Linked DNA regions of Homo sapiens: region 2 is linked to region 1. A link is a contact called in ENCODE Hi-C or POLR2A ChIA-PET data. All regions are on one chromosome and are shown on one strand. Each heading gives the region's core, a stretch centred on a gene start or an enhancer-like site at or near the end of the contact. The rest is flanking DNA. Distances are from core to core; before and after follow the strand shown. Region 1 overlaps KIAA1549. Region 2 overlaps ATP6V0A4 (ATPase H+ transporting V0 subunit a4).

Region 1 (6,471 bases), core at 2,338-4,837:
GGCTCCCCCTCCCACCTTCCCTTTCCCAAGTCCTCCCACTTTACAGAAGAGAGGCCCGCCTGTCATCCATGCAGCAGCTTCCTGCGGTGCTCTGCCCAGAGATGTAGAAACCTCGGGAACATCAAATAAAATCACAATTCAAAATGCTGGTCTTGGTCAATCAAGGCACAATAAATTTGTGGTATGGTTTGCTTTCTCTCTTAAAGAACTGAGAGAGAAATACAGCCATGAAATAGGACAATTCGTTCCACGTTGGGAAACTGTGAACTTAGATATTCTGTAGAGGAGGTGGCAGCAGCAGCAGCAGCAGCAGTGAGGTTTTTATTTCATAGCTTCCCCTCGACCATCTCCCAGCCATTGAAGAACAGTTCACTCCCGCAGAAGAATACAAGGAGAACAGGGAAGAGGACGGCAGTGAGAAATGCCAAGGGCATTGTCTCATTTCATCCAGGGGACAAACTCATGGCAGGGCTCTGTGCTTTATCTGTCTATGTGACAACTGTAATCTTCAAGATCTGTTCAGCAGCATGTGGGAAACCCAAGGTGCCACAATGCATATGCTTTCCGTGAGCTCACCATCCTCAGGAATGAAAGCCTGGCAGGCACCCTTGTCCACGGGGACTCAGTTGGGGTCTTAACAACATATTTTGTATTAAAAGGAAAAAGGGGTGAAAAGGTCCATGTTTACTTCCGAAAGATCAAAATTACAACTTCAAAAGAACAAATAAGGGAGAGCTGAGTTAATACTGTATACTTTCCCGCACAATTACTCAGACTTGCAGGATACTTTCGTTCACTTCTTTCAAATGATTGATTACTGGATACTGCACATCTGTGTCCAGGTTGCTTGAATGCAAGTCACTTGTTCACTGGTCCATGACCCCTTTCTCTGCTGGTTTATTTGTTGTCCCTGTGTACTTACTGGATTTAGATCAACTACACAGCAACACGTTTGGATTCTACCATAATGTACTTAACAGCAATCATCTATGTGTCTTTTCTAAACCCCACACTTACTAGTCGAATATTTTTTCCTTTTGTTGTAAATTTCCACAAAGATTCAACTGCTCTCTTGAAAGCAAATCATTGATGTATGTATGGGCAGATGAAAAATTAGGCAGGCTAAGAGGTAACCCTCCTGCACATTAAAAAATCCATTCTGTGTGATTAAGATGATTCCTTTCTCAGACTTTGACATGCGGTCCTAATTTATGAAATATATAATTATAAATATTATTTTCATCTTGAAATGAAATACTAATCCATCTATATAATTCTCAAATGTCCATCTGTCAAGCCTTTTTCAGATGCCTGAGAAAATTGATATTGGATGCCACTTATTCACAGCTGATGATAAAAATCCTAACAGGAGCGATTTCCAATTTTATGGGGTTGCTTTTACCCCAGCAGCACTTCATTTAACTACATACAAGGTGCCTCTAAGCGAAAGAAAACAGATATACTAAACAGTCATTTAATCATCACCTCCATCATTTAATAAACCTTGCTGAAATCCTTTTTGGTATACTTCCCATTAAGAAAGTGAATGCCTCTAATGACTGGGCAACTGTTTTGTTTTGTTTTTAACAAATTAGGTGGTTTGCTTTACCAAAACTGGAAAAGGAGCTACAGATGGCCTCCCCTAAGTGGAGGTCTCCAAAGTCAACAACGTAAAAATACAAACAGTATTGCCTCTATAGGGCGGTCTACGTAGCCCAAGCCTAGGCACCTAAATGTCTTCCCTCACGTACACTCAGGGCCCATGTAGGAAAGAAACATGACAGTATTCATGAAAATGCTTCATAAATGCCAAAGTACCCTACAAATGATGCTGACAGCATTATTATTACTGTTGATTGATGAAACATCGAGCAGTTAATATACAGCTAAGAATTCTAAGGCATCAGAGTTATAAATAAGAATTTAGATACAATATTTTGTTAAGTCAACAACAAGATGCGACACAGGGTCCCTCAAGAAATAGCTGATGACCAGATGAATTTCAAAACGCTCAACTGAAGTACCAAACTGACTGGTTTTTTTCTGGGTAACCAAGAAAACGGCACGTGTCATAAATGAAATATACAAGTCCTCTTGGCTTACTGTTGATTCTGACCAAAGTCTTTAAATACATCCATTAGATCCTTGCACTTCTCACAAACTGAGTGAGTCATCACCTTCTATACCAATAGAAATTTGGCAACCAGTCTGTGCGTATTATGCACAAAACAAAAGCCATCTACACACAGAAGGAAAACCTAGAGGGAACACTGCCCCTCCTCCCTTAGATAATTACCTTCTTTTGTCTCATCTCTACTTGCCAGATCACTTTTTCTAGTTTCTCCACTTCTTTTAAAATAGAACCTAGAGTTCAGTCTGGCTGGTATACAATGTCTCCAGCTCCCTCCCACATGCAGCATAGGTTTAATCAGTATTTTATAAAAGAAGAATCAAGATTAATGAGAGTGTTCAATATTCATATTAGGACCGAGTTATTTCTGAAGAAGGATGGCTCTTTTGTTCTTTCTCTCTTTAACATATCACAGAGGGAACAGGCCACAGTGTCTGTGCCCCACCGGAATACGTCACCAACAAGCCCAGGAGACTGACTGGTGGGCAGGTCAGCCAAGTAATGAGAGAGACGCCTGATGAATGTGAACACGTGGGCCATAAATACAGTACAGCCCAGGTGGCACAAAACGCAGTGAAGCCCACAGTATTCGGGTTAGCCTGAGCCCCTGGGAAGGAGTTGAGATGACAATAGAAACACAGAGCAAATCCCAAAAGTGTCTGAACAAAAATTTGCCATCATGTAGCGAGTGCCATTGAAAGCATTTATTACCTGATTGATGTCATTTGTGAAACGTCACCACAACCACCATGCTGCTTCCATTTAGGAAGTGGAGACAAGGCAAAGTTATTGCCATCTGTTTGTCTTCAGTGCAGCCCCACACGGGCACTCCCGTAACCCTGTGGTCCCGGAGTTTGGGAGAGCAGGGCTCCCAGATTCTCCCACCCACAGGTGACACCCGGCACGGTCAGCCAGCTGTGGGTGAACTGAGACCACCTACACGTTAGGTGTGACAGGCGACCTTTGCAGAGAATCAAACAGCAACCATAGGGAATGAGCTGACCTTGGCTGAGATGGAACGATATGCTCACAGAGCCTCTTTTCAATTCACTGTCCATACTGCCTCCCAAAGGGATCGTTCCAAAAGCAAATGTGTTCAAGCTGCTCTCCCTGCTGAAAACCTTTCAATGCTTGCCCACTGCTTACAGCATAATTTGCAATCCCTTCTATGTCCTGAAAACCCCCCAGGGCCTGGCTCTCTGCCACCTGGCTTTCGGCTGTGCCCTTTTTTATGACCTTTGCTCTAGCTTCCTGAGCTGCCCTCCGCTCCCCCACTGGGCCCGCCTTCATCTCCACCGTGAAGCTTCAGCCCTGGTGTCACCTCCTTGAAGAAGGTAGAAGTACCCCACCACTGCAAATGGGGTGCCCCCCTCCTCTGTGTTCTCCAGACATCCTTATACTCCTGGATGTCTGCTTTCGGATGGCTCGTCCTTCTCCCTTGCTAAAGCCCTGGAATGCAGAGATCGCGTGCTATTTGTGTTGGTAACTGAGCCGGATCTGGTGTGGCTCACAGCAAATGCTCAATGTTTGGTGAGTGACACCCAGTGCCTGAGGCAGCTCCAGCCGGTTGCCCAAAGTGCTGCCCTTTAGAAGCAACCAAGGGCAGTCAGGAGCTCTGGTCTGACACCAGTAACGAGGTGTGGACTATCCCCCATCAGAAGGAATAAGTTTCCATGAGGCCAGTGGCATCCAGCCAATGCCATTCATGATGAAGAGGATCCGGGCTGGAGTTTTTTAGGCAACAGTAACAAATGATGACTTGAGTCTACAGATAGAGAATACAGATAAAAGAAAGCATGGGGTTTTCTTCTTTATTACTGAAAATAAGCAAAGGCTGTGCCTCAAAACAAGACAGAATGGCCTCTCCCTCCTATCATATTTCAAAATTAATCTACTCCCAGACAATCTGAAGAGGTTTCCTTCTCGTTACGAGGGGAAGGGGGGTGCAGATTTTAGGTCAGCAGATTTATTGTTTCCAGATGTTTGCAGCTCTGGGATTTGCTGAAGGATTTCCGAGAGTATGGTGAGGCGCATCAGGAGGTGGGGAGAGCAGAACGGAGAGAGAGACAACAGCCACATGAGCAGGAGACAGAGCTCTTGAAGTCATAGGGGAGGGTGACATCTCTGCACATTACCCTGAGGACGAGGCTAGAGGCCCTTTGCTATGGCCACATGACCTTAAAAGAAACACGTATGAACTAAAGACATTTGTTTTTAAACTAAATGAAGAGATCATTTTCCCATTTTAAACACACGACAAAATCTATAGGGTGGGTTCCTGTGCCAGCAAAACACGACTGAGCTTCTGCAACACTGGCAAGGCTTTGCCCTCCTAACAGTGTCAGAAGACAGTTATTCTTTTGGGGAATCCTCCCTGCAGGACCTTTTCTGTAAACCTGTTGTCAGGATGTATGGGCAGGTCTTTGCAGCCCTGAAGGAAAAAGAGCAGCTCTAAGGGCTGGAAGTTCCATCTGAAACTCTGTCCATTTGATTTACAGCCACATCTGGGACTTGAAAATGTTTAGGAAGTAAAAGTGAGAGAAGGAGAAAGCTTGGGGAATATTCCATTTTGACCCCAAGAGACGCTGTGCTCTGATAATTTACTGAAGTTACAGATAATAGATGGACTTCCATGGCAGTGTATACGTTAGGAAATGTGGCCCATAAAAGACCTAAATACATAACCGTCTACACTGGTTAACTCCCTCTGTAACAACACTCTTCAACAGAACAAAAACATTTCCAAACCTATTGTTGATCTTATTACAGTGAAATTCACACTATGAATCATTTAGTATACCCAGCACTTTTTTTCCAGGTTTCCCCATGCCATTCACCAGTATAACAAGAACAACAAAAGAACCTTAGCAGACTGTGTAAATAATAAACAAAGATAGGCAACAAACATAACATTAATGTATAAAATGCTTTTCATGTACTTGATAGCCATAAGCTTGCAATTTAATAAATACTTTGCATTTTTTTGTTAATTCATATGAAAAGACAAATACTCTTTCTTTGCTTTTACAAAAGTAAAATAAATTTTAAAGTAATGCATATTTTTTTTCCATTCGACAGGTCTAGGTTTGTAATATGCAGAATTTTTCATACCCAAGACAACCAAAATAAAGTTTAAAAATAAATAGGGCAATCTTTTATTCTTTGTTTTTTGACTTTTGCTTGTTTTTATCAAGCTTTTAAAGCAGGATGAGTCCTCCAAATCTGGGAGACCCACGGAAAGTGCATGTTAATCCAGCAGACTGTTAGTAACAGTGGACTGACTACCACGTTCCACTCCCTTGGTAAACACGCTGACTGATACTTATGCTGTACTAGTGAGTGCTCCTCTAGGCCTGGCATGTTTTTGCTCACACCAGGTGAGCTCAATGTTGACCAAAAGTCAATGTCTTTGCTCTGAAACCTGATGTGACCCTCGAATACTATGGAAACTGTTGAAACATACGTTGGAAAAGAAAATTGCTATTTCTATAAACACTTAAGTTGAATGCTTTGGAAAGACATAGGAAAGAGGGGTTACTTAAAAAATCTGCTGTCAAATTAGGTGTGAGTGAATTAACTCAAAAGTCTGCAAAATTAGGAGATAGGGAGTGGGGGGAGGTATTAAAAAAATCGAGAGAACTTTGCATTCAGGTAGCTTTGCTCTTCTCTAAGATAGGGAGTGGGGGGAGGTATTAAAAATCGAGAGAACTTTGCATTCAGGTAGCTTTGCTCTTCTCTAAAGAAACCCAAACTGGAACCTGAAACTGACACGTCATGGGTGTTGTTTATTGTAAGAAAGACCAAACACAATTCCTCTCAGTAGACCAACACTCAAAACAAAACAAGACTTGGGATATGTTGAAGGATTGGCAAATAAATGTCCATTCATATATTTTAAGTTAAAATGTTCAAGGTATGTATTGTTCGTTTTTAATGATCAAGGTGGGTAAGTGGGCTTCCAAATAGGGTGAACAGAAAATAAAGCAACTGACCAATGGAGTTGTACACAAAATAGATAAACAGATCTGAGAAAGTCTGCCTTGGCTCCTATCCTCTGAAAATATCCAGGGATAAAATAAATCAGAATTCGGCCTGGTGCGGTGGCTCATGCCTGTAATCCCAGCACTTCGGGAGGCCAAGGCAGGCAGATCTTTTGAGGCCAGGAGTTCGAGACCAGCCTCGCCAACATGGCAAAACCCTGTCTCTACTAAAAATACAAACACTGGCCAGGTGTGGTGGCACACGCCTGTAATCTCAGCTATTCGGAGACCGAGGCAGGAGAATCGCTTGAACCCAGGAGGCGGAGGCTGCAGTGAGCCAAGCTCACGCCACTGCACTCC
Region 2 (6,471 bases), core at 1,051-3,550, 140 kb before region 1:
TCCTCCCGCCACAGCCTCCTGAGTAGCTGGGACTACAGCCATACAGTGCTATGTTACACAGGCTGGTCTTGAACTCCTAGGCTCAAATGATCCTCCCACCTCAGCCTCCCAAAGTGCTGGTATTACAGGCGTGAGCCACTGCATCCATTCTACCTACTCGAGTCTTAACAATTCCAAGTGCTCCCTGTCCAGGAACCGTACAGCCACCGCACACCCGACAGCACGTGCCACATGCACACCCACTGGGATCTGACACCAGCTGGACGAGTGCTCACGGTCCCAGCTTCAATCCTCCTCTGCTTTCAGGAGGCCGCACCTCCCTTCACCTGCTCCCCGGCCAGCCTCCCAGCGCTCTGCGCATGCATCACTTCCTCCAGGACGCACCCCCGCCCTGCTCAGCCTGGTTGAAATGCTTTTTAAGTGCCCCATTTAGGTGGTTTTTGGACCATGATGTGGGGGCATCGACTGTTTTGAGGAACAGTTTCTGTATTCAAACCCTGCCTCCTGGCTATAGGACTGTAGTCAGGTTACTTCTACTTTCTGTGCCTCCATTTCTTTATCTGTACGAAGGGGATAAAGAAAGCTCCCACCTTCTAACCCATTCCTACTGCAAGGCCTTTACCTTCAGATTCCTCCGCCTGAAAAACCCTTCCTCCCGCCCCCAACCTTCCCATGCTATCAATGCCGCCTGCTCAGAGAGGGTTTCTTCAGATAACACGAGATCTGCCGTCACCAGATATGCCACCCAGCTAGTTCCCCATCGGCCAAACCAGCTGCATGCCACCCACTCCTCAACCTAATGGCTTCACTCCTCCCACCCCGTGAAATTATTCAAACAAGCTAATCACATCCTTCTGCAAGAACCAAAGGTCACCTCACCCTCGTTCACTGCAGAGCCTGCCTCCCACCGGCCCTGCTGCTTCACTCTGCTCCCAAACGCAGTTCCCGAGGGCAAGCCCTGTGTGGCCCGCATGGCGTGCGGTGTCCTTCTCCCCTGGGCTCTGAAGACGAGTGACTAAAAACAGCTGTCAAGCCCGTCTGTCCAGTGTCAGGGTAATGTGTTCGGCCATCTTGTACTATTTAGGGCAGGAGGGGGTCCCTCCTTCAATGGGGTGAATAACGGTGATCAGAACAAGCCCCCACTCTCCATCCTGCCCCTCGCCGTCCCCTGCTTGGTTTCCTGCCCACCACTCATCACTGCCTGAAATCTCATTAGTCACGGACATGCCTCCGTGTCCCTTTCTAGAATGTCTATCAAAGCAGGGTCTTGGCCTGCCAGTGTGTAAGCCCTAGATCCGTTCCTAGTACACAGGGAATGTCTAAGGAATGAATGGAGGGAGCGGTGAGAACTCAACGAGGACAGAGTGCTTAGCCATCTCGGACACACCGCAAGCGATCTACATATTTTGGCTCTTATTATAGATGCTTGGTTATTCATCTTTCTAGCTAGACTATAACCTCCATGAGGTAACAGGTGGTATCTACAGTCTAGCAGAGTGGAGCTGGGCATGGTGGCGCGTGCCTGTAGTCCTAGCCACTTGGGAGGCTGAGATGGGAGGATCACCTGAGCCCAGGAGTTTGAGGCTGTAGGGCAGTATGCCCATGCCTGTGAACAGCCCTGCACTCCAGCCTGGGTGTCATAGCGAGGTCCCCATCTTTAATAAGAAAAAAAAGACAAAATCCCCCCAAAACGATAGTCTAGCTGAGAGACTGGCACATTAATGCTCAGTATGGCCGGGTGTGATGTCTCACACCTGTAATGTCAGCACTTTGGGAGGTTGAGGCAGGCGAATCACCTGAGGTCAGGAGTTTAAGAGCAGCCCAGCCAACATGGTGAAACCCCGTCTCTACTAAAAATACAAAAATTTGCTGGACGTGGTAGGGCGCACCTGTAATCCCAGCTACTCGGGAGGCTGAGGCAGGAGAATCACTTGAACCCGGGAGGCAGAGGTTGCAGTGAGCCGAGACTGTGCCACTGCACAACAGCCTGGGCTACAGAGCGAGATTCTATTTTTTTTTTTTTTTTAAAAAAACCTCAATACGTACTCACAAAAGGTCAAAAAATGGTGAACAACTGTCAAACACTGAAAAGACAAAGGAATTTCTTTTATGTCCTCGAGTGGGGTTGATAACTGAAGACACAAAGATGAAGGAAGCAATCCTACCACCAAGTCACTTGAGTTCATGTGGCCCATGAGGCCAACACCCTCTGAGAGCCCAGCAGAGGGGCTGACTCATCGGACCCCTCCTGGCTCCACCTGCCACGCACCATGCCTTGCTCCAGTGCCCTCTTGATACGTGTGGCATCTGCCACCGGGAACCAGATCTCGGCGATGACACACTGCTGGGTGACGTCGATGTTGCACATGTTCAGGATGTGGTAGACAGCTTTCATCTTCTGCACCTTGATGAGCCAGGAGTGCCAGTTGGCAGCGGCTTCCTGCAGCAGGCGCTGGCGGTGAGACTCTGTTTGTGTTATGACCTATACAAAAAACAACACACAGGAAAACAGAGAACCTTCACAGAGCTGTTTGACAAGGTGCCAAAAATGGAGTGTCACAGGCCACAGCAGCTTCCTCTGCTCTGGCAGGCTCCTTTGACCTGTGGCTGTCACCTGGCCTTGAACTCTCCTGAGCAGTTTATCTCCCCCGCTAGAGGCTAAAACCCTTAGGCAGAGATTGTATCTTCCTTTTCTTCTAAATTCCTCATTGTCCTATTGTTATGGGTTGAATTGTCCACATAAAAGAGTCCTGAACTCTGATACCTGTGAATATGGCCTTTTTGGAAAGAGGGTCTTTGCAGATGGAATCAGGTTAAGAAGAGGTCATACTGGATTTGAATGGGCTCTAATCCCATATGACCACTGTCCTGATAAGAAACGTAGACACAGAGGCACACAGGGAAGAATACCACGTGACAACAGAGGCAGAGAAGTAGGCACTTGCAAGCCAAGGAATGCGGAGGACGGCCCGCAGCACCAGAGCTGGGGAGAGGCAAGGAGGGGGCTCCCTTCAGGTCTTCCGAGGGAGCACGGCCCTGCTGACGCCTTGATTTCAGACCTCTGGCCTCCAGAACCATGACAGAATAAATCTTTATTGTCTTATGCCACCCAGTTTGCTGTAATTTGTTACAGCAACCCTAAGAGATTACTACATCTACCACAACCCTTTACATACATAATCCCTCCAATAAATGACAAGTGAATGAATGAAGGAATGAATGGACAATTGGGCCCACACAGAATTTATTTAATGGAATCATTTTTATGTTTTGATGATACAACAAACAGGGTAATCTTTTTCAGCACACATGGCCTCTGTAAGAGACACACTGTAAGACAGACATGCTGGCTCTAAGATTAACGAGAGCCATGAGGCCACCGAAGCATCTCACAAGCCCAATACTACCTGTCACTTTGCAATATAATGCCCCCTGGCCTGGGGATTTCCAGGAGACAAGAGCACCTCAGCACAGAGGTGACTTTCAGAAACCTCAAAGAGCATAGCCCGAATTATATGCCTCAGCATCAGACAGTGTCTAAGATTCATCTTTGGCAGGGACTGAGCCAAAGGAGAAAGCTGCCCCTGCAGAAGCTGCTCAGCTGGGATCATCTGAAGCCCTCGACACAGCAGCAACCCGTCATACTAAATGTAAGCACACATCTAGCAGAATTTATTTTCCATTCTCCTCATGACGTTTTCATAAAATCAAGCATGGAGAATTGGGGGGAAAGGACTTCAATGGCTTTGGGGAAACAGTGTTCCTGACAAGTGACAAAGAAGTAATGGAGAGGATTAAAAAATTAAACACAGGCCAGGCGCAGTGGCTCACGCCTGTAATCCCAGCACTTTGGGAGGATGAGGTGGGTGGATCACCTGAGGTCGGGAGTTCGAGACCAGCCTGACCGACATGGAGAAACCCCATCTCTACTAAAAATACAAAATTAGCCAGGCATGGTGGCGCATGCCTGTAATCCCAGCTACTCGGAAGGCTGAGGCAGGAGAATCACTTGAACCCGGGAGGCGGAGGTTGCGGTGAGCCGAGATTGCGCCACTGCACTCCAGCCTGGGCAACAAGAGCAAAACTCCATCTCAAAAAAAAAAAAAAAAAAATTAAACACAGGTTTTCTGGAAAAGTAAAGTTGTCTGCTAGCCTAAGGGTTTTGAAAGAGGCACATATCTAATTTCTTAACATACTTGTCCAGAATCTAAAACTGAGTTGACTTCTACCACAGCCACATGCAGCTACTAAATTTTATGTATTTTATTTCCTTTTATTTTATTTTGAGATGGAGTCTCGCTTTGTTGCCCAGGCTGGAGTGCAGTGGCGCGATCTCGGCTCCCTGAAACCTTTGCCTCTCAGGTTCAAACGATTCTCCTGCCTCAGCCTCCCGAGTAGCTGAGACTAGACTACAGGTGACTGCCACCACGCCTGACTAGTGTTTGTATTTTTAGTAGAGATGGGGTTTCACCAGTTTGGTCAGGCTGGTCTTGAACTCCTGACCTCAAGTGATCCACCCACCTCAGCTTCCCAAAGTGCTGGGATTATAGGCATGAGCCACCGCACCCAGCCCTAAAATTTAAATTGAATTAAAATTAAAAATACAAACTAAATGACTTAGTGGCACTAGCCATGTTTCAAGGGCTCAATAGCCACATGTGGCTCGTGACTACAGTGTTGGACAGCACAGGACACATGAACCTTCTATCATAACCGAAAGTTCTATCGAACTCTAGCACTGATGAGAGTCTGCCAGCGAGGGAGGCCCAGCTGTTTTCAGTGATTACTTTCAAAGCTGCTGTGATTGAAGAAAGATTTCTGATCATAAGTGTGTTGAGTGACCCTGGATGGTGACAGACTTTACAAAGAAAATGAGTTTGGGATGAATGAATGTTCACATGGTGAAACTAGACTCACTGTTTTTACAGAATTAACCCATCAGCTTAAACAACCAGGCAATTCAGTGGGAAAATAATCAGTCAAACTGGTTGTTCAACTTAATTGGCTGGGTGGTTGTATCATAGATTCCGTCTAGGCCGAGGCTGGCAATAAAGGGTGCCTTTTATCAGATCGGGGTGGCCACCTGAAGGCTGACTAGGGCTGTGGTCAAATCTGACCCTGGGCAAAGCATTCTTAAGACACAGCTTCGTTCCCTCTAGCTTATCGAACAGTTTCCCAATTGTGAAATCTTCCACAGCCACAACCAGAAAGGCATAGCCAGCATTCCAGCCAGCCTCCCAGCAAGGGCCCTGGGGGGCAGGGCTTGTATGAAAACAGCAGAGGCAGCCCTCCTGCAGCTGCCATCAGACCATGCGCCCAAACCCCTCACTCACGGTGATTAAATCTTCCAGCCTCACATTGACGCTCTCCAACATCTCTCTGCGCTCCACCGCAGGCTCTGGGCAAGGGTAGACAGTGGCTCGAAACCTGTGTTTAATATATTCCAAAGGAAACAGGTGAGTTCTTGCTGCAAAGCATTCTGCATCCCCTTTTCTGCTAAGACATCGTTTGCTGACTTTAGTTAGATGGCCAGCCTATCCTAGAATAACTGCGTCTTTGGCCACTGGAAAAGGAGTCCCAGTCATAAGGGTTCCCAGTACGTCACTTGTGCTGTGAATTGAGGCTGCAGTTCTGTTATATGAATGAGCTTCATTCAAACCATAAAACCTGTGAGTTGCTGGGTAAATAAGACTGCAAGCTGGGCTTGCCCCTTCCTAAGAATCTATTAATGTATTAATATCCTCTGCACTGAGTCATTTCTGCTTCTATGGAGCTACATGTAACACGATTCTGTAAAATCCAAAACAAGTTAGCCATGCAGTTGGATTACTCTGGAGCAGCTGATGAAAAGTCTCAGATGGAATAGACTGAAATGGGGAACATGTCCACTTTTAGTTACCCTCACATTTTGCATATTCAAGTTCTCCCTATTCATATTCTTACAACTATTAAAAATCAGTTGGGGCTGACTTTTATGTGAGAAAGTTATTCTAAAGCCTTACTGACCTCTAGAAGCCACAGTCATGTGCATTTGGCATTGCACATCTCTTTATCTAATCCTGGCCCAAATCACTGAAGAAAGAGCCATTCACTCCCTCTTACCCATCACAGATCTTCTTGATTTTCTGCCTGAGCTGCTCTCCTTGGTAAAATATGATGAATATGTTCTTCTGAATTTCTTCTTTCTGGAAAATCAGAATAAGTTAAAAAAAAAGGGGGGGGTTTCTTTCTGGTTAAAACATAATAGAGAGAAATGTAAAGTCCTGTTTTTAGGCTTACACAATTCATACATTTAAAACTGGGAAACTGTAACTTTCCTAGTTCATCTAAGTTCATAGCTCACAGTTGAGAGCAAGGCCATCCAGGACCTCACAGAGGCTAATGCAGCCTTAAGGTGACAGGCTCCCTGTTCCCGATGCTGGTTGGACCACAGCCAGACCTTATATTCAGCTCTAAGCCCCACATTTAAGA

The links. A loop is a pair of places that touch in the nucleus more often than their neighbours do. ChIA-PET counts read pairs that join two places held with the same protein, here RNA polymerase II (POLR2A). Pooled maps may share reads with other maps.
Region 2: a loop to region 1 is called in a map of PC-9, with 10 times the contacts of the local background. The contact joins two enhancer-like sites. A Hi-C loop is called at or near these places in 7 of 168 maps with a recorded cell type or tissue (CD4-positive, alpha-beta T cell, CD4-positive, alpha-beta memory T cell, CD8-positive, alpha-beta T cell and 2 more) and 10 of 50 pooled maps. POLR2A ChIA-PET finds 5 or more read pairs at or near these places in 6 of 52 experiments (CD4-positive, alpha-beta T cell, CD4-positive, alpha-beta memory T cell, activated T-cell and 2 more).

The regions. Positions count from the first base shown.
Region 1 is chr7:138,887,569-138,894,039 of GRCh38, forward strand. The region is part of intron 10 of KIAA1549; the gene reads right to left. Among named protein-coding and RNA genes, the nearest start is that of KIAA1549, 91 kb to the right of the region's middle. Within about 2 kb of position 3,588, at least 7 of the 41 ENCODE cell types and tissues checked have a DNase peak (open chromatin) inside an H3K27ac peak, as active enhancers do; they include PC-9, where a contact is called at or near this core.
Region 2 is chr7:138,750,356-138,756,826 of GRCh38, forward strand. ATP6V0A4 (ATPase H+ transporting V0 subunit a4) reads right to left here. Exons shown (of 22, transcript NM_020632.3): 9 at 6,103-6,185; 10 at 5,334-5,427; 11 at 2,270-2,482. Among named protein-coding and RNA genes, the nearest start is that of TMEM213, 44 kb to the right of the region's middle. RefSeq lists an enhancer at 1-608. Within about 2 kb of position 2,301, at least 8 of the 41 ENCODE cell types and tissues checked have a DNase peak (open chromatin) inside an H3K27ac peak, as active enhancers do; they include PC-9, where a contact is called at or near this core.